Regions from separate parts of the Homo sapiens genome. Here all the other regions are linked to region 2. The links are chromatin loops, found by intact Hi-C in ENCODE. Cell type or tissue: endothelial cell of umbilical vein. All regions are shown on one strand. Links, peaks and the distances in the headings refer to the core of each region. The heading gives the core; the rest is flanking DNA.

Region 1 (7,959 bases), core at 3,642-6,141, 130 kb after region 2:
GTGCTAATATCCAAGGCAATGGAGGAAAGGCCTTGAAGGCATTTCAGAGACCTTTATGGCAGCCCGTCCCATCACAGACCTGGAGGCGTAGGAGGGAAGAATGGTTTCCTGGGCCAGGCCCAGGGCCCCACTGCCCTGTGCAGCCTTGGGATACTGCTCCCTGTATCCTGGCTGCTTCTACCCCAGCCGTGGCTTAAAGGGGCCTGGGTATTGCTCAGGCTGCTGCTTCAGAGGGTGTAAGCCATAAGACTGGTGGCATCCACGTGGTGTTAAGTCTGTGGGTGCACAGAGTGCAAAAGTTGAGGCTCTACTACCTAGATTTCAGAGAATTATGGAAAAGTGTGAATGTGCAGGCAGAAGCCTGCTGCAGGGATGGAGCCCTCAGGGAGAACCTCTATTAGGGCAATGCAGAGGGAAAATGTGGGATTGTAGCCCCCACTCAGAGTCCTTATTGGGGTACTGCCTAGTGGAGCTATGAGAGGATGGCCACTGTCCTCCAAACCCCAGAATGGTAGAGCCACAAACAGCTTGCACCATGTACCTGGAAAAGCCACAGGCACTCAGTGACAGCCCATCAGAGCAGCTGTGGGAGCTGAACCCTGCAAAGTCACAAAGGAGGAGCTTCCTAAGGCTTTGGGGGCCCACCCCTTTCACCAGTGTTCCCTGGATGTGAGAAATGAAGTCAAAGAAGATTATTTTGGAGCTTTAAGATTTAATGACTGCCCTGCTGGTTTTCAGACTTGCATGGGGGCCTGTAGACCCCCTTTTTTGGGCCAATTTCTCCTTTTGGAACAGGAGTATTTACCCAATGCCTATATCCCCATTGTATTTTGCAAGTAACTAACTTGTTTTTTATTTTACAGGCTCATAGGTGGAAGGGACTACCCTTGTCTCAGATGAGACTTTGGACATTGGGCTTTTGAGTTAGTGCTGGAATGAGTTAAAACTTTGGGCAATTGTTAGGAAGGCATGATTGTATTTTGAAATATTACCAGGATATGAGATTTCGAAGGAGCCAGGGACTGAATTATATGGTTTGGATCTGTGTCCCTGCCCAAATCTCATGTCTAATTGTAATCCCCAATGTTGGTGATGGGGCCTGGTGGAAGATGATTGGCTTATGGAGCCAGATTTCCCATTTAGTGCTGTTCTGGTGATAGTTAGTGAGTTCTCATAAGGTCTGGTCATTTAAAAATGTGTGGCACCTCCGCTACTCTCTCTTTTGGTACTTTCCCTGCCATGTAAGACACCTGCTCCTGCGTTGCCTTCTGGCATGAGTAAAAGCTTCCTGAGGCTTCCCCAGAAGCAGATGCTGCTATGCTTCCCATACAGCCTGCAGAACTGTGAGCCAATTATACCTCTTTTCTTTCTAAATTACCTGGTGTCAGGTATTTCTTTACAGCAGTGTGAGAACAGGCTAATACAGGGGGTTTATGTCAACATTCTTGTACAAATCTTTTTGTGAACATGTGTTTTCATCTTTCTTTGATAAATACCTAGGAGAAGAACTGCTAGATCATGGGGTAAGTATATGTTAATTTTACAAAAAAACAAAATCTGCTAGATCTTTTCCCCAAGTAGTCATATTATCTTACATTCCTACCAACAGTTTATAAGAATTCAGGCACTCAGACATCCTCATCAATATCTGATGTTGTCAGTCTTTAATTTTAGCCATATTAGTGGTGTGTAGTGGGATCTCATTGTAGTTTTAATTCATATTTTGCTTTTCCTCTGTTACATGTGAGTTAACACCTGCCATGTGCAAAATGTTATGCAAAATATACCAGGACTTTCCTAGTCAGACTGTGGTCCATGAATCAGTCATATTAGTATCCTTTGGGAGCTGGATATGCCGAGAAATACAGAGTTCCCGCCCCATCCCAGACCTGCTGAATCAAAAATCTGCATTTCAACAAGAACCCTAGATGATTCTTATGAATATTTAAAGTAAGAAGTTCTGTATTGGAGATATAAAGGTAAATAAGATGTGGTTATTGACCTGGAAAAATGGGGCAAGATAGAAAAGGTGGTAAGCCGGGACCAGGTATAAGTGGAGCAAAGTTATTATAATAAATATAATGTGATGCCTGACCCAACAGACATGAAAACAAAATTTGAAAGGAGATGGAGAGAACAGATGGGGCTTCATGGGGAAGGCATCTCTTATGTGGGTCATGAGCAGTAGATGGGGAGGAAAAAGGAAGAAAGATATGTATTCTTAGCTGTACTGCGAAAAGCTTAGTCTGATAAAAGGCAGGAATTGGATTGGGGAGGGGTAAGAGACAAAGATAAGTTTTTGGATTAGAGTGACAATTTAAATAAGAGAAATTGAAAGTAAAGTGACTGCAAGATCCCTAATCTTGTACACTGTACACTGTAGACAGATATGTTCATTTATTAAAGGAGAGTTCTTAGTATTTGGTTGGGACTTCAGGACATGGAAGTAATAGGGCAGAAACAATGTGCTATGATTATTAACAATGACAGAGTAGATTTTCCTTATCAATAATAAAGAAACTGAGAACAACAAGATATAGTAAAGTCACCAAAGGTGCAACAAATACTAGCAGGGAAATTGATTGCAAATATAATTTCACGTGTATAAATACAGATATGTATACACACACACACACACACAAAAGGGAATAATTCTGATTTTGGTGTGGATTATCTGGAATTTAGAGATACGCCACTACTTATTTTCTGTTTAGTTTGAATGTTATGAATGGTAGGAGCCAAGACTTGAGTTAAAGTTTTATGGATACTTTATTACTTAGGTAGAATCAGGGCAGGAATAAAACACATTTTAGGTTAGTCTGTAGATTGACTCTAGAAAAATAAACATTAAAGAGAAAAAAATAATAATCATGAGGAAGACTTGAGAAAACCTGCAAAATACTTTTGTAATTGGCATTGTTTAAAAATGCTTATCTTGTTCTTGTTTCTCTAGCAAGTCTCAGAAGACACCATTAGAATTTAATAATCATTTCCTGTAGGAAACTGAGTTATTATAGTGTGAAAACGTGGGTTTTGGATTCAAATACTCTTGGATTCAGGTCTGGCTTCTCTGCTTATTGTCTGCCTGACCTTGGACAAATCAATTTACCCAAAACTCAATTTCCTCAGGTGTACAATAGAAAAATGAATTGCGTATAGAGTAGTTGTGAAGATTGAATGTTCTTCACAAGCTCCTAAGAGTTGTTATCACCTCACACCGGCTAGAATGGCTATCATCAAAAAGAGGAAAGATAACAAGTGTTGGTGAGGATGAGGAGAAAAGGGGACGCTTGCCCACTGTTGGTAGGAATGTCAATTAGTACAGCCATATTGAGAACAGTATGGAGGTTCCTAAAAATATTAAAAATAGAACTACCATAAGGTCCAGTAATTCCTCTACTGGCTATATATCTAAAGGATATAAAATCAGTATGTCAAAAATATATCTGCACTCTCATGCTTATTGAGGCATTATTCACAATACCTAAGATATGGAATTAACCTCTGTCCAACAACAGATGAATGGATAAAGAAAATGTGACATATATACACAATGGAATTATATTTGGCATTTTTTGGTATGAACATGGCTCACTGCAGCCTCGACCTCCTGGGCTCAAGCAATCCTCCCTCCTCAACCTCCCAAGTAGCTGGGACCACAGGCATGCACTGCCATATCCAGTTAATTTTTATTTTTTAATCTTTGCAGAGATGGGGTCTTTCCCTGTTGCCCAGGGTGGTCTTCAACTGAGCTCAGGTAATCCTCCTGCCTTAGACTCCCAAAGTGCTGGGATTACAGGCATGAGCCACCATGCTAAGCCCTGTTTAGCCTTTAAAAAAAAGGAAATCCTGTCATTTGCAACCACATGGATGAAACTGGAGGACATTATGTTAAGTGAAATAAGCCAGGACAGAAAAACAAATACTACCACATGATCTCACTTATATGTGGAGTGTAAAACAGTGAAACTCATAGAAACTGAGAGTAACATGGTGGTGGCAAGAGGTTGGTGGGTTAGGGGACTTGGGAGATGTTGGTCAAAGATGCAAAATTTGAGTTAGACAGGAGGGATAAGTTCAAGAGACATATTGTACCCATCTAGTACTACAATACATGTGTTAAAATACCTTAAACAAATTAAATTCAGTAGAGCTTAATCGCTCAAAGAAGATGTGTGAATCAGGCAGCATCCCCAACCAGAATAGGTTCAGAGCAACTTCGCGCTGCCATGTGGTTGGAGAGGATTTACAGACAGAAAAAGGAAAGTGACCTCCAGAAAATGGAGGTGAGGTACCTAAACAGCTGGATTGATAACAGCTTGTTGTTTGCCTTATTTGATCACAAGTTTGAAGAGTTGCCCATCTTTGGCCAAAACTTGCTGATTGTTGCAAGAGTAGGTTACAGTCTGTTTACACACCACATTAGGTTACATTTCACTATGTACAGAGAAACCTTTAGGCTGAACCTAAAACATGTAAGAAGTCAGCTTTAGGTTAAACTTAATTTAATGCATTGTATATTTGAAAATTTCTAAAAGAATAGATTTTAAGTGTTCTCATTGCACAGGCAAAAAATAAGTATGTGAGTTAATACGTATGTTAAGTGGCTTGATTTGACTATTCCACAATGTATACACATATTAAGGCATCGTGTTGTGCATCATAAGTATATACAATTTTTACTTGTCAATCTAAACATTTTTTAAAAATTAAATGTGGGTTGTTAAATGAACTGTAAAAAATAAGTAAAAGGCGAATTGAGCTCCAAACTAAAGTGACACATAGATCAAATATTTTTAACATAAGTTTAGAATTTGAGGCATTTTATCTTCAAAGCAAAATAATTGGGAAGTGGAAAAAAAAAAAAAACCCATCAAGTTGACGAATCTATGAACTAGCTCTGACCTAGACCTAAACAAACTCAGCTCTGGAGGAGGCGTTGGGGTCGGAGCCGAAAGCAGGCAACAGTGCCACCTGGTGGATTATACATGCAGAAAAACATTCAGAGTTTTCAAATCCTGAAGGTGATTTCACACCTGATCCCTTCTTGGATATTTCAAGTTTTTACCTTTGATATAAAACGTGTTCATTTTTATTGTATTATCTGCCATCAGCTTCAATTATAGACATCTGGTATTTTTCTAACTCTACAGACCTACTTTTTTATAGAGCATATATTTCGTTTTTTGTTGTCGTTTTTAAGTAATGGAAGCAAATTTTAGTGCTAGAAGTTTAGTGTCAGCTGTTGGGGGACATGCACCCTAATCTTATTACAAACAGCAGAAAGCAGCCTGGCTTACTGCATTCCTGTGCAAATCACGAAAAATACTGTCTGTTAATGTCTTTTGAAGGTGGCAATTACTGCAAAATGTAATCATCAAGATTTAGAGTAACTATCAGCGTCGTTAAAAGAAAATATGTCCCAAAATGTATAATAATAAATGGAATACAAAGCAGAACTAAGTTCCATTAATATGCTCACATGTTGAAATTACTCATGTTACCCGTACATTATTTTTTCCCCTCCAGAATCTTCATTGTGAACTCATAAGAAAGTTGATGTGGCTTAGTTGTGGGAGAAGGGGAGGAAACAGTCACTGAACACACCTGTGTAATCTGCCAGGCTTCAAGATTTTACATATTGTATGTCATTTAATCTTTCTACCCACAATAAAGAAAAGGATTTGTGTCACCCGATAGCAAATTCTACCCCTCCCACATGGGCATGCGAGGTGTGAGTATCCAGGCAGGGAAAGTGGAATGAATCACAGTGATAGTTAACATTTCTGAGAGTTCATGGACCCTCCTGAAATCGTCTGGCCACAAACATTATTGCATAGGGTTCTAGAATGTTCCTTAACCTCCTGAAGCATGTTACCTTCATTTTTACAAATAAGAAAATGAAGACTGGGAAAATTTAGATGATTGTGCCCAAGGTCACCTGCATAAGCAAGCAGTAGAGGCAGCATTTACACTGAGATCTGTTTGGCACCAAAGTTTTTCTTACTCCATGTTGCATTTTGCTAAAACAATATGCAGTTCATTCTCCCTTCATCTTCATGACTTCTGTTAAACAATAAATACTTCACTAAAACCTTGATGGTTGCTTTTTCTAGTGCCACAATTCTGTAATTTGCCTTCTTTGTCCCCTACTTCTACCCACTCCTTACCCAAATGTAAACCAACACCAAAATAGAATTTAAATATGCATAGATCAATTGAGTACAGTATCTATTAATAGGTAAATTTAAAGGAAAATTAGACAAAATCTTAAGGCACCATGCAAAACATTAAGTGAGCCCTTCCCTGCTGCAAGCATTAATTACCCTTTGTGCTTTGTAAAGTCACCATATCACAGCCTGGGAAGTGCATAGGGACAAGAATGAGAGAAGATGTTCTTATTTATTACCTGATTTGTTGGGACGATCACTTGTTCAAGCAAAATCCTCTGCCTTTTAAAAAGTCATTTGGCTCAAAAATAAAGAAAGATATCTTTGAATCTTCTAAATCAACAAATGAGATTAGCTAGTATTTGAGTATTTACCATTTGAAAATATTTGCTGGTCTTGTATAAATGCTTAAATTTAATGTATACACATTATATAATGTCTTCTTTCTTTTTAAAAAAGAATAAAAATGTACATGATTTCAATTTTAAAAATATAGATACTTATGGGTAGAAAAGGAGTTAGAGAATGTTAACATAATTATCTTTGGGTAGTGGAAATGCAGATTATTTTTCTTATCTTTTTCTATAGTAAACATAAACTATCTTCATAATCAGAAAGAAATCTTCTTGATATAAAATACATACATCTTTGACACTACACAGGAATCCAAGAAATTCAAAATGACAGCTGTGTATATATTTCAAGCTAAATGTGTGTTTCTTGTGGAGTACTATAAAACTGAAGTATGAAGGGACAGATAATTTGGGGCATGTGTCCCCATACCAGTGAAATTATAGGAGTCAAGTGGTATTTCCAAAGCCTTAAGTACTTTCTTTATCTTTCCTGGATGGTTCAGAGTAACAATTTTTATAATATATACTATATTGAGAAGTATATATTATACAGTGTCACACACACACACACACACACACACACACACACAGAAAGAGAGCGAGAGAGTACGCTGATAGAGTTTGCTTTGGTTTTATAATATAAGACCAAACTTCCCAGATGTCTTTGGAGAAGAAAATCCCTAAATGATAAAATCCCAAAACCCTTCAAATCACAAAATAAAACTGTCAAAGGTAGAGAAACATAATTAAAAAGAACCTGGGGTGAGAAAGCTCAATGGACTCAAATTGGCCATAGCAGAAAGCACATTTCCTTTAGGCAGAATGATAGTGATGACAAATATGCAGCTCGTTTATTCTTCATTAGTTATTTAGTACACTTAGCATTAACACCAGTTCCTTCGAAACTCATCAAAATGTAGCATTGTCTTTATCTGCAACACCCTGACTCAGAGGATGCCCACTCTCTCTTTCCCTCTTTGAAGTTGGCTATCTGGGCTCCTCAGTATTTGGATATCAGGTATCAGCAGGTTCATCTGCTTTGAGATGTTTCTCTTCTATACTGGAGGTTCTAGAGAAGTGTTAGAGAGCTACTAAAGTGGTCAGACAAGGAGGATTTGGTCATGATGGAGTCCGCAGAGAGGGGATGAGAAGGGAAGAAACTAGACCCACCGTGAATAAGGAAGGACTTGGGCCAGGTGAAGGTCATTTCTGAGAGTCAGGTGCTGGGGTTGGGTCCCAACCTAAGTAAGATGACAGTGCCAGGGCAGAGCAGTAGGGGCAGGGAGAGGATGAAGCAGGGGAAGCCCTGCCTCAAAGCTTGAGGGTATTTAGTTCATCCTATCATATTGTTTTGGTGTAATGGTGGTGTTTGGGTGCTCAATTTCTTTATTAAGTTTATTTAAATAAACCTATCAAACAAGATGGTTTCAGTGAAG
Region 2 (7,959 bases), core at 3,082-5,581:
TGAAACACCAGAAGCAATGGCAACAAAAGCCAAAATTGACAAATGGGATCTAATTAAACTAAAGAGCTTCTGCACAGCAAAAGAAACTACCATCAGAGTGAGCAGGCAACCTACAGATTGGGAGAAAATTTTTACAATCTACCCATGTGACAAAGGGCTAATATCCAGAATCTACAAAGAACTTAAACAAATTTACAAGAAAAAAAATCAAACAACCCCATCAAAAAGTGGGAAAATTATATGAACAGACACTTCTCAAAAGATGACATTTATGCAGCCAACAGACACATGAAAAAGTGCTCATCATCACTGGCCATCAGAGAAATGCAAATCAAAACCACAATGAAATACCATCTCACACCAGTTAGAATGGTGATCATTAAAAAGTCAGGAAACAACAGGTGCTGGAGAGGATGTGGAGAAATAGGAACACTTTTACACTGTTGGTGGGACTGTAAACTAGTTCAGCCTTTGTGGAAGACAGTGTGGCAATTCCTCAAGGATCTAGAACTAGAAATACCATTTGACCCAGCCATCCCATTACTGGGTATATACCCAAAGGATTATAAATCATGCTGCTATAAAGACACATGCACACATATGTTTATTGTGGCACTATTCACAATAGCAAAGACTTGGAACCAACCCAAATGTCCATCAATGATAGACTGGATTAAGAAAAGGTGGCACATATGCACCATGGAATACTATGCAGCCATAAAAAAGGATGAGTTCATGTCCTTTGTAGGGACACGGATGAAGCTGGAAACCATCATTCTCAGCAAACTATCACAAGGACAGAAAGCCAAACACCACATATTCTCACTCATAGGTGGGAATTGAACAATGAGAACACTTGGACACAGGGTGGGGAACATCACACACTGGGGCCTGTCATGGGGTGGGGGAAGGGGGGGAGGGATAGCATTAGGAGATATGTAAATGACGAGTTAACAGGTGTAGCACACCAACATGGCACATGTATACATATGTAACAAACCTGCACATTGTGCACATGTACCCTAGAAGTTAAAGTATAATAAAAAAAAAAAAACTGTACCTTGTGAAAGTTTGCTATTTGCACCATTAAGGCTTACCAAGATGTGCACAGTAGCACATAATTAGTGCCCTGTCACTGGAACTGACAATACTTGCTCCAGCCATCCAGTGGAGGCACTTAGACTGAGAATAGCAGATTCCTGGGCTGCATCGGGTCTAGCTTTGATCCTGGAAGAAGGTCAGGATTTAGGGAACTCTGGAGGGGAAGTGAGGCTATGCGAAGTAAAAGTAGCTATTTTGGTGGCCCTAAGAATGTAGCTGTCATGATTAGGGGCCAACAGATAAACCAGTTTGACCAAAACAAAGAAGGAACTGATGCAGGTAGTGATGGAAAAGATTGGTGAGAGATTACGCAGGGTCTTCTGTGCTAGACTACAAAATTTATACTTGATCTTGTGAGATCTAGAGAGCCACTAACCAGGAGGATATCTGGGAGTTATTGTTTTTGGAAGATTTATCTTTTGATCCATGAAAGATGGGAAGTGAAGGATGGGATGTCCGGAGAGGATTAAGATTAGTATGTCAACAATGAAGTTGAAAAGTTACAAGCATGCAGGTTGAGAATACCCCCTCCTCTTACCCCACCACCTGGAGTCCTTCCGCTTGTCTTTTAGACCCAGATCAGCTGCCAGTCCACTAGGAAGCCTTTCAGAGTTACTTACCATTTGATGCCATAGTCCTTAACATACATTGCCACCATAGTGCTCACCATTTTATATTGTGATATGTTCTGTCTCCACATGTCTCCACTGGACTGTGCACTTGTGAAAGGCACAAATACTTTTTATTCTACCTTGTAGCCTTTATGAACAGCAATAGACCACGAGAGATGCTCAAGAAACATCTAATGAAGCAACAGAAAGACAGAAAGCCAGTCAGCTAACAGCCATTTGACTGTAATATGAGCCAGTCAAGAATGTAGACACTTGGAACTAGAAAGGGCCTTGATGGTCATCTAACCCAGTTACCCAGTAACCACTGAATCCTGGGCATGTGATAACCCCACCTTATTCCATCCTGGAGCAGCTCTGGCTGTAAGAAGTGTAGAGCTGGAGGGGAACTCAGAAACTACCATATTCAAAAGATAAAGAAGTGAAGTGATTGGCCCAAGGTTGCTCAAAAACTAGCAGCAAAGTTGGAAAATAGAAGAGAAACTAATACGACTAACTGCCAAGTCCATCCAGTCCTCGCCACCATCCTACAGAGTGGAAGTATTACCATGTTGAAATTTACGGTAAAGGATGTGGAGGCTAAGAGGTATTGAGTGGCTTGTTTGGGGTTGCACAGTTGATAAGTGGCAGAGCCAGGATAGGAGGAAATTGATCTCTTTCCACTTGCCAACACCCTGTGCCATCCCTGCATAAGATCACAGGCTTCCTGAGACCCTGGAAAATGCTCCTGTCATTTCCTAAGCAGACCCTGCTCCAGGATCTCTTTTGAAATCCCCCCCTCTTTCTCACTTCCATTTTTCTTGCTTTTCAGGAGAGAAGTATGAGCTCCATGCAGGGACTGAGTCCACCCCAAGTGTCGTCGTGCACGTGTGCGACAGTGACATAGAGGAAGAAGAGGACCCAAAGACTTCCCCAAAGCCAAAAATCATCCAAACTCGGCGTCCTGGCCTGCCACCCTCCGTGTCCAACTGAGCTGCCTGCTCCTTCTCGATAATAGCCGTCTCCTCTTTATCATGCTTTTTCCCCCTGTTGTTTGTCAAAAAAAATTGCCTTTAAATTCCTGGGTGTTTGGTTGTTTGAGATTCCTTCCTTGTTATCAAGCCTCTCGGACAAAAGGGCTAGGAAAAGGTGATATGTCTCCTGATCATATCATACCCATTAAGTATAACCCATTATTTAGAAGGTTCTAGGGAAAAAAGTAGTATTTTCTTATTAAACAATCAGCACAGCCTATATCTTTGTTCTCTCATGTTGATCCAAGCCAGAGACATCAGTAACAAATAGCACCTGTGTTGTTTGTGAGCTGTTTCAGTCCCAGTCCTGATGTGTGTGCGTTGTTCTCTCCTGGCCACTTAAATAGGACCATATGTAAACTTGACTTTGACTGCATGAGATATCCCTATCTGGTCTCACTCAGTCCTCTGCATCCCAACATTCCCAGGACATGCATGATCACCAGCATTTATTTTCATTATTTGAGGATATCTTATAACTCACAGATTGTCAGCATCCAGCCATGTCCTATCTAGATTAGGAAAATGATCAGAATATTCCAGCTCAACAAGTCTGGGTATATTCACTATTGTGAGTCAATACACCATAGCTCTGTTGAAATTCCTGGAGGCAAAATTGACCTTGGCCCCAAAGATATTCCTCAATAGATTTCAAACACCACTCCCCTGTAGAACTCTCCCAGCCTCGTTGGGGAGGCTTGTCCAGGGTGATAGAGACTGATTTCAGACAAACCTATTTATTACAAAAGTTTCATGGTGTCTGAATGATTGTTTTCTCTCTTTGTATATTTGTACAAATGTTTCAGCTGTGCTTTTAAAAAATCTGGATGTTTTTTATTTAGTGATTGTTCGACAATTAGCTGCTTCAAAACATAATGTGCATTGCTTATGAATGCCTTCATATACTAATACAGATACTCTGATAATATTACACTCTAATAAGGATAATGCTGAATTTTGAAAGGACACAAAACATCTAATGCCAATATATACATGATTAGCCAACATCTTTGCTATCAAGACCACTTGTTTTTAAATAAAGATGCAAGTGTCAGTTGTAGATTATTGGGATGAAGCTAAATCCCCAGAATGCAGCAGCAGCTGAGCATGTTAAAATGGGGAAGGATGATAGCTACATGTATGCCGGTCCTACTCACGCGACACCCGTGTGCTCAAAAAAGTTATTTGTTTTTGTTACGTGTGATTTTTCTATTTCTCTAGCCCAAAGTGCATTACAGAAGATACACCTATAGAACCATTACCTTCTGCTATGTGTGCCAGGCCTCATCTACTCCTGTACATTAATGAATTACTTTAGATGCAAACGCAGATTACAATGGAGTGGGGAAGTACTTTCATTACCCAAGCCTCAGAAAAACACACAAGAACAATAACACAGCAAACAGATTGAGGGATTGTTGTGGTTTTTGACTAAGGTGTATGTTAGTTTCATCAGAAACTTAAAACATAGACTGATCACTCAGAAATTAAAGTCCGTTTTACTGTGAATATAGCAATATAGTACTGGACACAGTACTGGTGAAACTGAGGAGAGCATTGCTTGTAAAATCCTGAGTTTCCATAAGGAAAATGAAAACTCCTTTTAAAAATAAAATCTGAGGAGTGTACAATAAGCATATGCTTTGACTTTCCTTTGCTGTGGAGGTTTTTGGTTTTTCATTGATGATAAACGACTACAGACTTAGTAGTGGAGAAATGGTGTCCTCTAGTGGAAGAAATAGTAGGCTCCGCTATTCAGATGCAGAGCACTGCAGCATCCAGCCTTTCAAAGCTGACTCTTCTCAATCATCTGTGGGTCATTTGACTTGATTTTTTAAGCTACCCTGAATTTCCAGAATGCAGGTTCTAAAGAAATCTAGATGAGAGAAAGTATTTGAAAATGATTTTTAAATGTTTTTTAAAAGACACATCTGACATTTTTAACAACTTAGTAAAAGTTGAAATGACCATTCTGTGTAGTCATAAAAGAAACACAATGAAGTGTATGGCCTCTGGAGTTAGTCTTAGTAAAACTTATTGCTCTGTGTCAATGTTAACCTGTCTCAGATCAAGTAATTCTTTCACTAGGTTGGGTTTGGGGAGGGGGGAAAAGAGGGGCTTTTCCTAGGAGAACGATAAGAAATGGAAAGACTCCTTGAAGTGTTGCAAGGGAACCTCCTAGCACTGTGAAAGTCAGAATCGCCTCAGCATTTCCATGACGCACATTATGCAAATCTCTTTAGCACTATTTTAAGTTTGAAAACTTTAACAATGAAGGGGAAGGGGAAGATTTCCACCAACTGAATCATTTGTGCACGTGTATAGCTCAAAGAGCTTAGACTTCAAATATATCTGGTGAATGACTCTTTGTCCATGTGGTTTAATTTCTGTGTTGTCGACCTGAGTTGAATATTCTTGAGGGGTAATTGTGGGGGACTGCATTTCAACCTAGAGTTTTTCTAAGAAGTCCCCAACGTATGGGGTTAACCCATATACCTAGGCTCTTCCTGAAAGTGGGGGAAGCTGGTTGGCAGCCCTCTCTTGGGGGAAGGGGAATTTGAGCAGGGCCTGGAGGGCAGGGTTGGCCTCTGATAAGAGGAACTGGGAGAGCTCCCTGTTTTATTGCCATGTTTCAACATCTTGGTCCTAAAAGCCATTTCAAGTGTACTAAAAACCTCTTTTAATGTCTTCCCACTCTATTCTCTTGTTAAAAGCACTATAAGAGACCTGAGTTAGCAAAAAAATTATTATTCAGGAGAAAAGCACTATCATAATCTAAATGATTAATACATTAAATGCCATTAAAATGAAGAGCTTCTGTTCATCAGATGGGTATTAGGAGAATGAAAAGGGACAGCATCAGACTGGAAAAGGATATTTGAGACACATGTAGTTGTAAAATAAATTATATCCAAAATGTAAAAAGAAAACCCTACAAATAAGGAAAACAGACAATCCATTTCTTTGATCATCAAAAAATTTCAAAGGCACTTCATACAGGCAATTCACATACACACAGACATACACAAAATACCCAGATGACCCATTAGCATTCAAAAGATGCTCAATTTTATTGCTTATCTGACAAAAGCAAATGATAATCTCAGAGCTACTACACAGATCTATCAGAATGACTAAAATTAAGTCTGGAGAAATAAAAAGTTCTGGTAAGGATATGAAGGAAGGGGAACTGTCATGCACCACTGGTGGAGTGTCAACTGGTGCTCACTTCACAGCACTGTTTGGTAATATCTGCTAAAGCTAACATGCCTCTGGGAGCAATTCACTCCAGGGCATGCACCTAGCAGATACAAGTGCACACATCTATCAAAATACTTGTACAATAATGTCCCTAGCAAAGTTGTTCATCATAGCCATTAACTGGATACAGCCCAAATGTCCTTCAACTATAGAATAAACTGTGCTATCCTCACACAAAGGAATGTCACAAAGCAATAAGACACATAAACTAGTGGTACATATATGAACATGAATAGATCGCAAAATCATATTTTGAGCAAAAAAGAAAAACTAGACATGAAAAAAATACATAGTATATGACTCCTTTTAGCAAGCTAAGAAAGTCAAAACTGGCCTATATAAATAGAAATAATAGTGGCTATTATGAAAACACTTAGGACTGTAAGGTCCCCCAACACCACCCCCAAACTAAAAAAAGTGCTAAGAGTCCAAAGAAGGACTCAGACCTAAGTCCAGCATGAGGAGTAGATGAGTTTATTAGGACTTACATACGGGGCACTCTGGGATGGCGGCAGGATAGCTCTGGAGATCTGCCCCACCTCCCATCCATAAACTGCTTTTAAGCTAATTTCCTGGCTCTTTGCCTACGTGTTTGAACAATGAGACTGTTTTTCTTGGTAGTTCCTCAGAAACTCTCTGGGAGGTTTGGCTTCTCAGGGACACCTGCTCCTCAGCTCGGCACCAGGGTCTTGGCTCACTGTCCGGCCCTCAGAGTTCAGGCAACAGACTTATACCCTTCGGTAACCTGTTGGGGGACCTGTCACAGTACAGTGGCTACCTTTTGAATGGTACTGCCTGAGAGGAACCCTCTCATGTGGAAGCCTTCCAATGTGCCATCAATATTCTACATCTCGATCCTGATCTCCATATGGATGTATACCCATGTAAAATTCAGTTAAAATGTGTGCCATATACTACAGTAAGTTATACCTCAACTAAAACAAAAGCTGTTCTCCCTGAGGACAGAGAAGAAGGAGCCATTAGTTGTGATGGGGGTTTAGAATGTCCTCATACTAAAAACGTACGTCTCCCATCTCATGTCTGTGAGATATTTCCATATTTTCAAAGCCTTCATTTAAAAATCTATAAATAAGTGTTCCTTTTTAAATGAGAGAGCACAGGACTTAGGCTCTGGGTGAAACACTGTTCATTCAAGTAACAAACTGTGTGCCTGACACTGGGTTTTCAGTGGTGAACAAGGTAGCTTTTGTCCCTGCCATTTCAGGGAGTGGAGTCTAGCATGGAAAAGAGATAAGAAATAAACAAGCAAATAATGGCCACAAATTCTCATAGGTAAGTACAGTGAAGAAAACCAAAAGTACTCTATGAGAATAGAGAATAAAAGTGGAGGATCATAGTCAGGGAAGGCCTCTCTAAAGAGGTAACATTTAAGCCGACCTGGAGGCACTGGCCATGGAAATGCTGCGAGAAAAGCATTCCAGGCAGCAGGGCTGAAGGCTGTGACTCTGGAAAGGCCTTGTCTTGTCGTGTTGGAGGAGCCTGAAGGATTTTGTTGGTATGGCTGAGGCACAGGGAGTGAGGGTGAGCACAGTTTAGGATGAGGTTGGAAGGCAGGTGGCGGAGGAAGGCAGGCTCAGTAGAACCTATTATTAATAGGCCAGGCTAGGGGGTTTGAGTTCATTTTAAGGGTTTCAAAAAGGGAATTATATGACCCAATTCATTGGTAAATCCTAACACAAACAAGAAGTTTCCTAATACAAAGCTACAGCCCAAAATGTCCAGATCCTCTGTAGCACTGGGGCTTGACGGGTCTTGCCCACATTAGGCTTGAAGATAGCTTTTGATAGCCTCGTGCTCCTCACTGCAATCCTATCTATTAACACCAGAAGAATTCTCAATATCCAACATCAATATGCAGTGTCTTGTGGTTCTAAAGTTTTTTTTTACTTCCCCTCCCCACGTCATTTAGAAAGCCTCAATGCAGAAAAAGGGGA
Region 3 (7,959 bases), core at 3,642-6,141, 180 kb after region 2:
TACATTTATATTGTGACATGACCATCTTTGGGTCATGACCTGAGTGAAGTCAGCACAATGGGCATCAAGAGTATTACTGAAGGCCAGCTCTTCACCATGATGGTTAACAATAATGTAACTATTACCGGAAATAACTTAGGACCACACAAATATATCTCACTAAACCCAAACTAAATATATGCCTAATTTAACTTCCCACTTAGTGAAGTACCCAAGATGCCCATGGCAACTCTAATACCATCTGAGGCTAGTGGAAGTATAACAGAGGGAAAGCTGTAATGAAAAGAGGCATTGGTCTTAACCAGTTGCAGCTCAAATATCTTATGCTTGCAAATTTTGCAAAAATAAATCATGTGAACACTACGGTAGGTCCCTTTCTGGGCATGGGAAGGGAGCAGTGAAAGTGAGAGGTCTTGGACTTTGAGTTTTATGATTATGACAATAAATCATCCTTGCGTTAGGTCAGAGTATTCCAAGCTTCTTCCTATACTAACCAGATAAATGGACACAGATTGTTTCCACCATCGTGATTATTAAATTGTCAAATCAATGATGGTTGAGCCATCTTGGGCACCACACTTCCTCCAGGCATGCAGTGAGGACTGGTCATCTCCGCTGGCCCCTGTGCATGTCTGTTAGGAACAAACACCTCCTGTGTAGTTAGACTTCGCTGACACAGGCTTCTATTTAAGGAGATGACTGTTATTAATAGAAAGAGTGCTAAAACTACTCTAAACAGAAATGGACATGGTTTCAAGTGGACTTTATCAAAATCATCATGGTATACACCCATCTGAAAGTAAAAAGCAAGTTTCACATGAATGATGGGGTCTCTTAAGTGACCACACTGAATTGACCATACAGGCTTTTCTAAGTAAAATGTCTAATCTCAGAAAAGGCAGTACCAGGTGGTCTGATGTTAAAGAGACTTTTGACCATTTCCCACTCTCTTTGCACTGTTAGTCAACAGTCACTGGTTGGTTTTGGGAAATGGTACTGACACTTCATTTCGTTTCTTTTGTTTCCATTGAGGTGGAATTGATGAGCTTGTTTTGCTGTTGATTTTACTGTAACTAGGAAGGTCCTTAAGTGAGGCAGATAAGATGGCAGCAGAAGCTATCAGAGGAGGAGAAAGGAACCTTAGAGATTGTCTTCATTACATAGTGGAGGGAACTAAAACCCCAAGAGGAAAAGTTACACATCAGTTAGAAGAAGCATTACTCAGGGGTAAGCAAGGCAAGTTTCATCTCTGGAATCTAGTCCACTTTGTTTCTGTACTTTCAATCCAAACTAATGTTTCACCAAAGTCCTACTGGAGAAGATGGTTTGGGTAACTATGGAGTAATTCTGGCACCCTCTCCTCAGCCCCAGCTCCCCAATCCCATGCCCCAAAGTGATTGCACCTGCCTTTACACAGGTAAGGCGATTGTCAAAACTTGTATTTGAAAAATAATAATACCAAATGCTTATGTTCATGTGCGTTCCTTAGCCAGTGCTTCCAATGACTGGAACATGTTCAAAATTGCATGAATACTATTTCATAGAAGAGAATAAGATGTGGAAGATAGCTGTATTTTGGTAAATACCAATTAGTAATATGGCATAATTGGAACTTTATAAGATATAAAAAATAAAAAATATTTATAATTTGTAATAATTTACTAAATTTAAAAAGTAGGTATAGTTGTTTAAAGATAAAATTATTTTGACTTTGAATAATGATTAAATAAGTTCCTCTCTGGCTTACTGCTTTCTTATTCACGTGTCTTGTTTGATCAAACAGGGAGCCATAGATACACAGACACTAAGTAAACTTCCATGAACAACCCCAAAAGACAGGTAGACCATCTTGTTACCTAGAAGGCCAATGGTTTCTTGGCAACCAGCATCATGGAGAATGGGCCAGTGACTCTCTGCCCTCACTCTGTGGTGTTTCATGAAGTCATATATACTCTGAGTCAATCCAGGGTGAGTCATATTCCCCTGGGCAGGCAGTTCCCACATTGCAAAAGGAAGGAAGGAAAGGAAGCAAGAAAAATAATAATAACTCGGTGGTTATTGTGTTAAATAAAGTACATTTCAATATGTTGTACCAGGTGGTAAAATTATAGAAGCCAATCTTTTCTGAAAATGCAAGATGCGGTATGTTGGATCAAGTGATTTAAAAAAAATGTAATTGTTTTCAAACTTGTTTATCTTCTGACCTCTTGGAACTGCCTATTAAAAAGAGGAAGCTAATTCCTCTGGCAAACTTTGTGGAAACTTGACACAGAGTCTTAGGGTGGTATTAAAAATGCAACAGGGCATTTTACTCTCAGAGGAGAGCGGGTGTGGTGGGGGACTACGGCCCACTCACTGCTCCAGGTCAGCAAGCTAAGAATGATTTATTTATGGCAAGCATGCTAGATGCCAGCCGCTTCTGGAGGAGCTGAGTGCTCAAGAATGAAGGCCTCAAACACAGGAGATGAATCTCCCATAACCTCTGATGATTTATGAGAGAGTTATTAATTTGATTCTCATTGTCAGGTGATGGATCAAGATACATTTTGAATTTGAGCTATTGTTCTTTCACTTTCTTTGTCTTCAGTAGGATATAGTTTAGATTGTAACTTTCATTAATTGTGTTATAATCCTACAAGTAGCTGAATATGCATTCTTTTTCATCTTCAGTCACTCTATGGCCCCCAAATCATATAAGAAAAATAGATGACTGTTTAGTTAGAGAAGTAAGTTCCCAGAAGCATTTTCATCCAGGCTCACCCCAAGAAACCTACATTCCTGCCACTGTCAAGCGGGTCTGCTCTCCAGATGTGAAGCAAAAGATCACCAAATCTCCATTTCCATTTTACCTTTGCCCTGAAGGTTTGTAACAATACTGAAAGCAAATAACTCAAATCCACAGTGCAAAATTTCCAAATTTATGTAAATTTCTGGACAGGCCTGGTCTTAAACCAAGTGATGATACAGGTAAAATCTCTTTCCAAAGCCACCATTTCCCTCCACTACTTCTTGTTTTCCCCTTCCTTGTTCTCCCCTCTTTATGTACCCTCTTTGGGTACTACTCTCGGAAAAGAGCCTGTCAAGTGCAGTCATTCCAGGGAATAAATATGATCTGAGGTGGTTATTTTTATCAAGGTATTTTCCTTTTTTATTAGTCAAAAAGCCTCAACTGGAGCAAGGAACCCTTTGTAAAACTTCAAGCCACAACAGATGGCATCTTCCAAGGAAAGAACCTTTGAAGCATTCACAGGTGACTACCACAGAGACCCTCATGGGTGACTACTGTGCTAATGGCTGCTTTTGAATTTGGGCAGCTCCGCAGGTAGATACCAGGCACTATTTTGCTCCCAGCATTGTAGTTGTTTCTTTTCTCCCACAAGCATATGGAAGCAGGCAATGCATCTTATCCAACTTCGCCTACCCCACAACACACAGCAGAGGACATTGCACACAGCAGGCTGACTGGCATCCGATGAATCTGTGAACTGAAGAGTGGGCTGTCCCTCCTTTTAAGAATGCAATGATAAACTCTGCTGCCCTCTGCAAGTTAGATACAGAGAGCTCCTTGCCATACCTCAGTGTAGAGCACCACCTCCCTCCTCATTTTTCACATTGGTGAATGGAGACATAGCACAGTGCATGAGCTGCCCTCAGGAAGTAAATGAAGCACAAGTGAAGGGACATTCCTTTCTTCCCATCTCCACAGTTCAGATTTTGTGTGTGTGTGTTGCCTGAACTGTACTCTGAAGTGGCTCCTAAACTTAGCTTCTTCTAACTGCTACAATTACCCTCTGACTTTGAAACAACTTTCTCCACCTCAATATAAAAAGTGAACCTAGTACATTAGGAGTTTGCCTTATGTGATTTGGCAGCACAAAAGTTCCAAAATAAGTTGACCTGTTATACTTCCACCACCTCCAGCCTTTCTCTATCTCACCACCAGCCCTATCATTTTTCCTGTACTTTGCAGGTATTTGAGAACATGGTGCATAAGCAAATGAAGACATTAACCTGGTTTCACAATCTAGTTCCCTTCTGTGTAATTATAGGCCAGCTTCTTAAAACTTCTAATCCTCACTTTTCTCATCTATAAAATAAGAAAATACAATACATGCTTTATAAGGCTATAGCAAAGAGTAGATGAACCAATGTATACAAAGTACCTAGCACAGTACATGGTACACAGAGGGTGCTCAATAACTGTACATCATTATCAGCACCGTTAATAGTCTCATCATCACTGTTGCATCTAGTAACTGCAACCAACTCTGTTGGTGCTAATGACGCAAAGTCATTAGGAGTGATTTATGGGTGGGCTATGTAGAATCAGAAGGTAAAAATCCCTGCAAATTACACACTTCTGAAATATATCTCTGTTTTTCAGTCAGCAACCTTGCTCCTTGGAAACAAAATCACATAAGCAAGAGAGAACGTGCACCCAGAAGCATGTGCCTTGGCCCTCCCACTTGGTGGACATTGTGTTTTACCTGTTGAGGGAGGCATGTAGTAGAGCACAGAAGGTCTGAGTGTCTGAGGTCTGGATTCTAGCTTTGTCTCTATTGCCAATGGTTAGCAGGGTGACCTTGACTAAGTGCCCCATCTCTCTGAGGTTCTGCATCCTCACCTGGCAAACAGGAACCGAGACTCAATACTCCATGTCATCTTGGGCTCGGGTACATGTAGTCCATGTTTTGTTTAAACACATAGTCTGTGTTTTGTTGCTGATGTATCTACTTCCCTCCTTTTTTGTTCTTTTCATTGTCTCATTGAGAGGGCAAGGCAAGGATGAAAACAAACAGGAAAACAGCACCCTCTAGGGTTTTTCAGAGGCATGACTGTACTGATGATGTGTGACGTGCTGGAGTATGAAGGACATCTGGCTAAACACCCCGAGTGGCCTCAGTGCCTCCCAAGGCCTGCCTGCCCCACCTCCTAGGTGGGCCATTCAGTCTTGTTTCTATCTTGAAGGGAATTTAAATAAATTTATTTTGAAAAAAGAAAAAACTACCCAAAACAAAAACAAAAAAAACCTACAGAACTTGGGGAAATTATTGAAAAAAAAATTAATTTCAACTTCATAAGCCATTTTCTATTTCAAAGATAAGTTTGTTATTGAATGCAGAAATACAACCTTTTTAATGCTTTCATTGAAATAGTTAAGAAACTGTTCAGAATATTTAAGCAAGGCAAACGAGCATTTTATTAATTCAATATTTTAATTTTTAAAAAGAGTGATTTTGAAAGCCCATTTTAGTTTGGTTTTGGATTTATTATTCTCCTTCCTGACATGAGACAAAAATCAATAAAAGAGAACATTATTCTCTCCTAGAAAACAGAGTCACAGCAAGTCAAAAATCACCTGGTCTAATATTCCCATTATATAGATAATGAAACTGGTAGTCCAGTGCCTTTGTTTCTAATTGAGAGCTTCTAGTGCTTTTTGGTGGAGTAGACATAATAGTGATGGCAGTGACAAGACTCAATACAAAAAATTATAAACATTAACTTTATTATTAACAAATAATAATAAACATTAACTCTGTGTCAGGCACTCTGCCATATCTTACCTGGAGCCCCTCATTTAATCTTTGCAACCACCCAACAAGTTAGTTGCTATTGTTACTCCCATTTTATAGTTGATGAAATGTAAGCATAGAGAAGTTAGGTAACTGTTCTAAAATTCAAAACTTATCAATACTCGGGGCTTTAGGTATACAACCACAAACCTAACTCACATTCAAATGAGCAGACATGTAATTAAATTGATACCACTGGGCTTTTTATGACCTCTAATTTTTTGGTTTTGAAACAACAACCAAAAAAATCCCTGTTTTCTTTTGAAACTTCTTCCTAAGCATTGTGAGGATAAAGTGAGGAACGAAGAACTGGGATGAGCAATAAAAGGTAGGCTGTAAACAGACTCTAAGGAAAGGAGTGGGGAGGTGGCCTGTCTCAATATTAGTTAGTTAGGAGCCAGTTATTTGGACTGAGGTATAGTTTGCAATTCAACCACGACCCTGCATGAGTTAATGGGACCATTAATTATTTACAAAAGCATAATGATAGTAATGGTGTTGGTTTTTCTTGCATGCAATGCAAGGTATAGCAGTTAAACTTATTTTGGAAATATAAAGAAAAAGCTTAATTAATATGAAACCTTTATTAAACTCTATGCACCTGCAATTATATTTTCTTCTGTTATTTGGTAAAAGCACACAAATGCACACTCTCTGAACACATAGCTTTGTGTATTCTAACATAGTTTTTCATATGCATATTTCCTCATATTTCACTTTCAATAGCTACATAATATTATTCCACCATCTTGATGTATCACAATTTTCTTAGTCATTTCCCTATTGCTGAGGCTTTTGTATTGTTCCCAGTTATAAATAACACTGCTATACTATTTACAGACCATTTTTAATTTGGGGGATTTTTTTATGTATGTTCCCAAGAGCTTAACTTCTGTGTCAAAGTGTACAACATATCATATCTTTTGGTAGATTGCTTTCTAGAAAGACTAACAAATTGCAAGACCAATAACATTGCATTTGTAGTATTCCATTTTTCTGATTTATCCACTACAACTGCCACAACTGCTACAACTGCTATTTATAATTTTAGCTTTTTTTAAAAAAACCACAATACTATCACCATTGCCCCCTGCACCACAGCCACTACTATCACCATCTCCTTCATCAACACAAGAAACACCAACACCATTACTATTATCAGCTACCGTCGACATCAACATCACTACCAACAACATCGTCATCCACCACCACCATCATCAACTTCACGAACACCACCACCACCCCACCATCAGCATCATTATCACCTTTATCAATGCAACCTCTACCACATCACCATCATCATTCACCACCATCATCATCATCAAGCCCACTACCAACAATGCCAGCGCCATTACTTTCACCACCACCACTATTACTGTGTTCCGCTACCATTACCACCACCTGTACTACTATCTGTACCACCACCAAGCCTCATCCACCATCATTCCCATCACCTCCACCAATGCCATCACCATGATCAGCTATTATCACCATTATTAACACTATGAGCAACAAATCAAATACTACCAATCGCGTTGTCTTCAACAACACCACCAACAAACAACAGTGTCATCACATGCTACCGTCACCATCATTTTCACCACCACCATTACCAGCACTAGTACCATCATCATTATCTTCCACCACCACTATTGCTGCCTACCATTAACGGAAACATTCAATATGTGCCAGATACTGTACTGAATGGTTTATTTACATTAATCATTTTATCCTCACACTAATCCTTTAAGTATAATAGCTGTATGCTACTGATTAGAAAATGGATGCTGAGAGGTTGGGACCCTGAATCAAAGACACAGCTAAAAAGTGGCAAGGCAGGATCCATATCTACATCTATCTGATTCCAAAGCTCATTGTCTGAATTGCCAGGGTTTACAGTTACTTAACTGATATGCTGTGGTGTTTTAAAGGTTTTTTGTTTACATCTCTTTAGTTGCTATTGAGACTGAACATTTTTCCATGTGCTGATTTATTGTCTGCATTTCCTTATGTGTATGCCCTCCATTTATTTCCTATGATCTCATTTTGAAGAAAAGCTGAATACTGACCTTAATTAGATGAATTCTCTGTTCATTTCTTAAGAGTAGAGCTTCCTTTTTAACATTTATAACTTACAATTTTTTAACTTCCTTACAATCCCTTTTGTTTTTTATTCCAACATATCTGTTTTATTTATAATTATATCTCAGCAAATCAGAAATGTTTTTTCTTCTTTAATTGAAAATAATATGCTTATTTTATTCGTTTTCTTTTTATGTTTATTTTATGCTTATGTTTATTTTGCTTTGACCAAAATTTATTATAATATATAATATGAGGAATGAATCTAATGCCGTCTCTGCACCATGACCTGATTGTCCTC

The links. Hi-C counts contacts between places; a loop is a spot of excess contacts. Peaks named below come from ENCODE experiments on the same cell type or tissue, not always from the same donor. Only the 100,000 strongest peaks of a DNase experiment are listed, where the experiment ranks them.
Region 1: it touches region 2 in a loop (8-fold over the local background); 41 of 110 quality-filtered maps call a loop at or near these places.
Region 3: a loop joins it to region 2, with 12 times the contacts of the local background. A loop is called at or near these places in 3 of 110 quality-filtered maps.

What each region holds. Positions count from the first base shown.
Region 1 is chr6:46,087,316-46,095,274 of GRCh38, reverse strand. It overlaps a transcript of CLIC5 not described here. Among named protein-coding and RNA genes, the nearest start is that of ENPP4, 39 kb to the left of the region's middle. In endothelial cell of umbilical vein, for the core only: a CTCF peak has its summit at 4,977 (motif pointing left); a DNase peak (open chromatin) is centred at 4,924; H3K27me3 peaks cover 514 bases.
Region 2 is chr6:46,217,884-46,225,842 of GRCh38, reverse strand. RCAN2 (regulator of calcineurin 2) reads left to right here. Exons shown (of 5, transcript NM_001251974.2): 5 at 2,542-5,107. The coding sequence ends at 2,702. LOC105375079 (a long non-coding RNA gene) reads right to left here and starts at 6,538. Exons shown (of 5, transcript XR_001743802.3): 1 at 6,493-6,538. In endothelial cell of umbilical vein, for the core only: a CTCF peak has its summit at 4,484 (motif pointing left); no DNase peak of the experiment used is centred there; H3K27me3 peaks cover 143 bases.
Region 3 is chr6:46,039,438-46,047,396 of GRCh38, reverse strand. It overlaps a transcript of CLIC5 not described here. Among named protein-coding and RNA genes, the nearest start is that of CLIC5, 28 kb to the right of the region's middle. In endothelial cell of umbilical vein, for the core only: a CTCF peak has its summit at 4,809; a DNase peak (open chromatin) is centred at 4,816.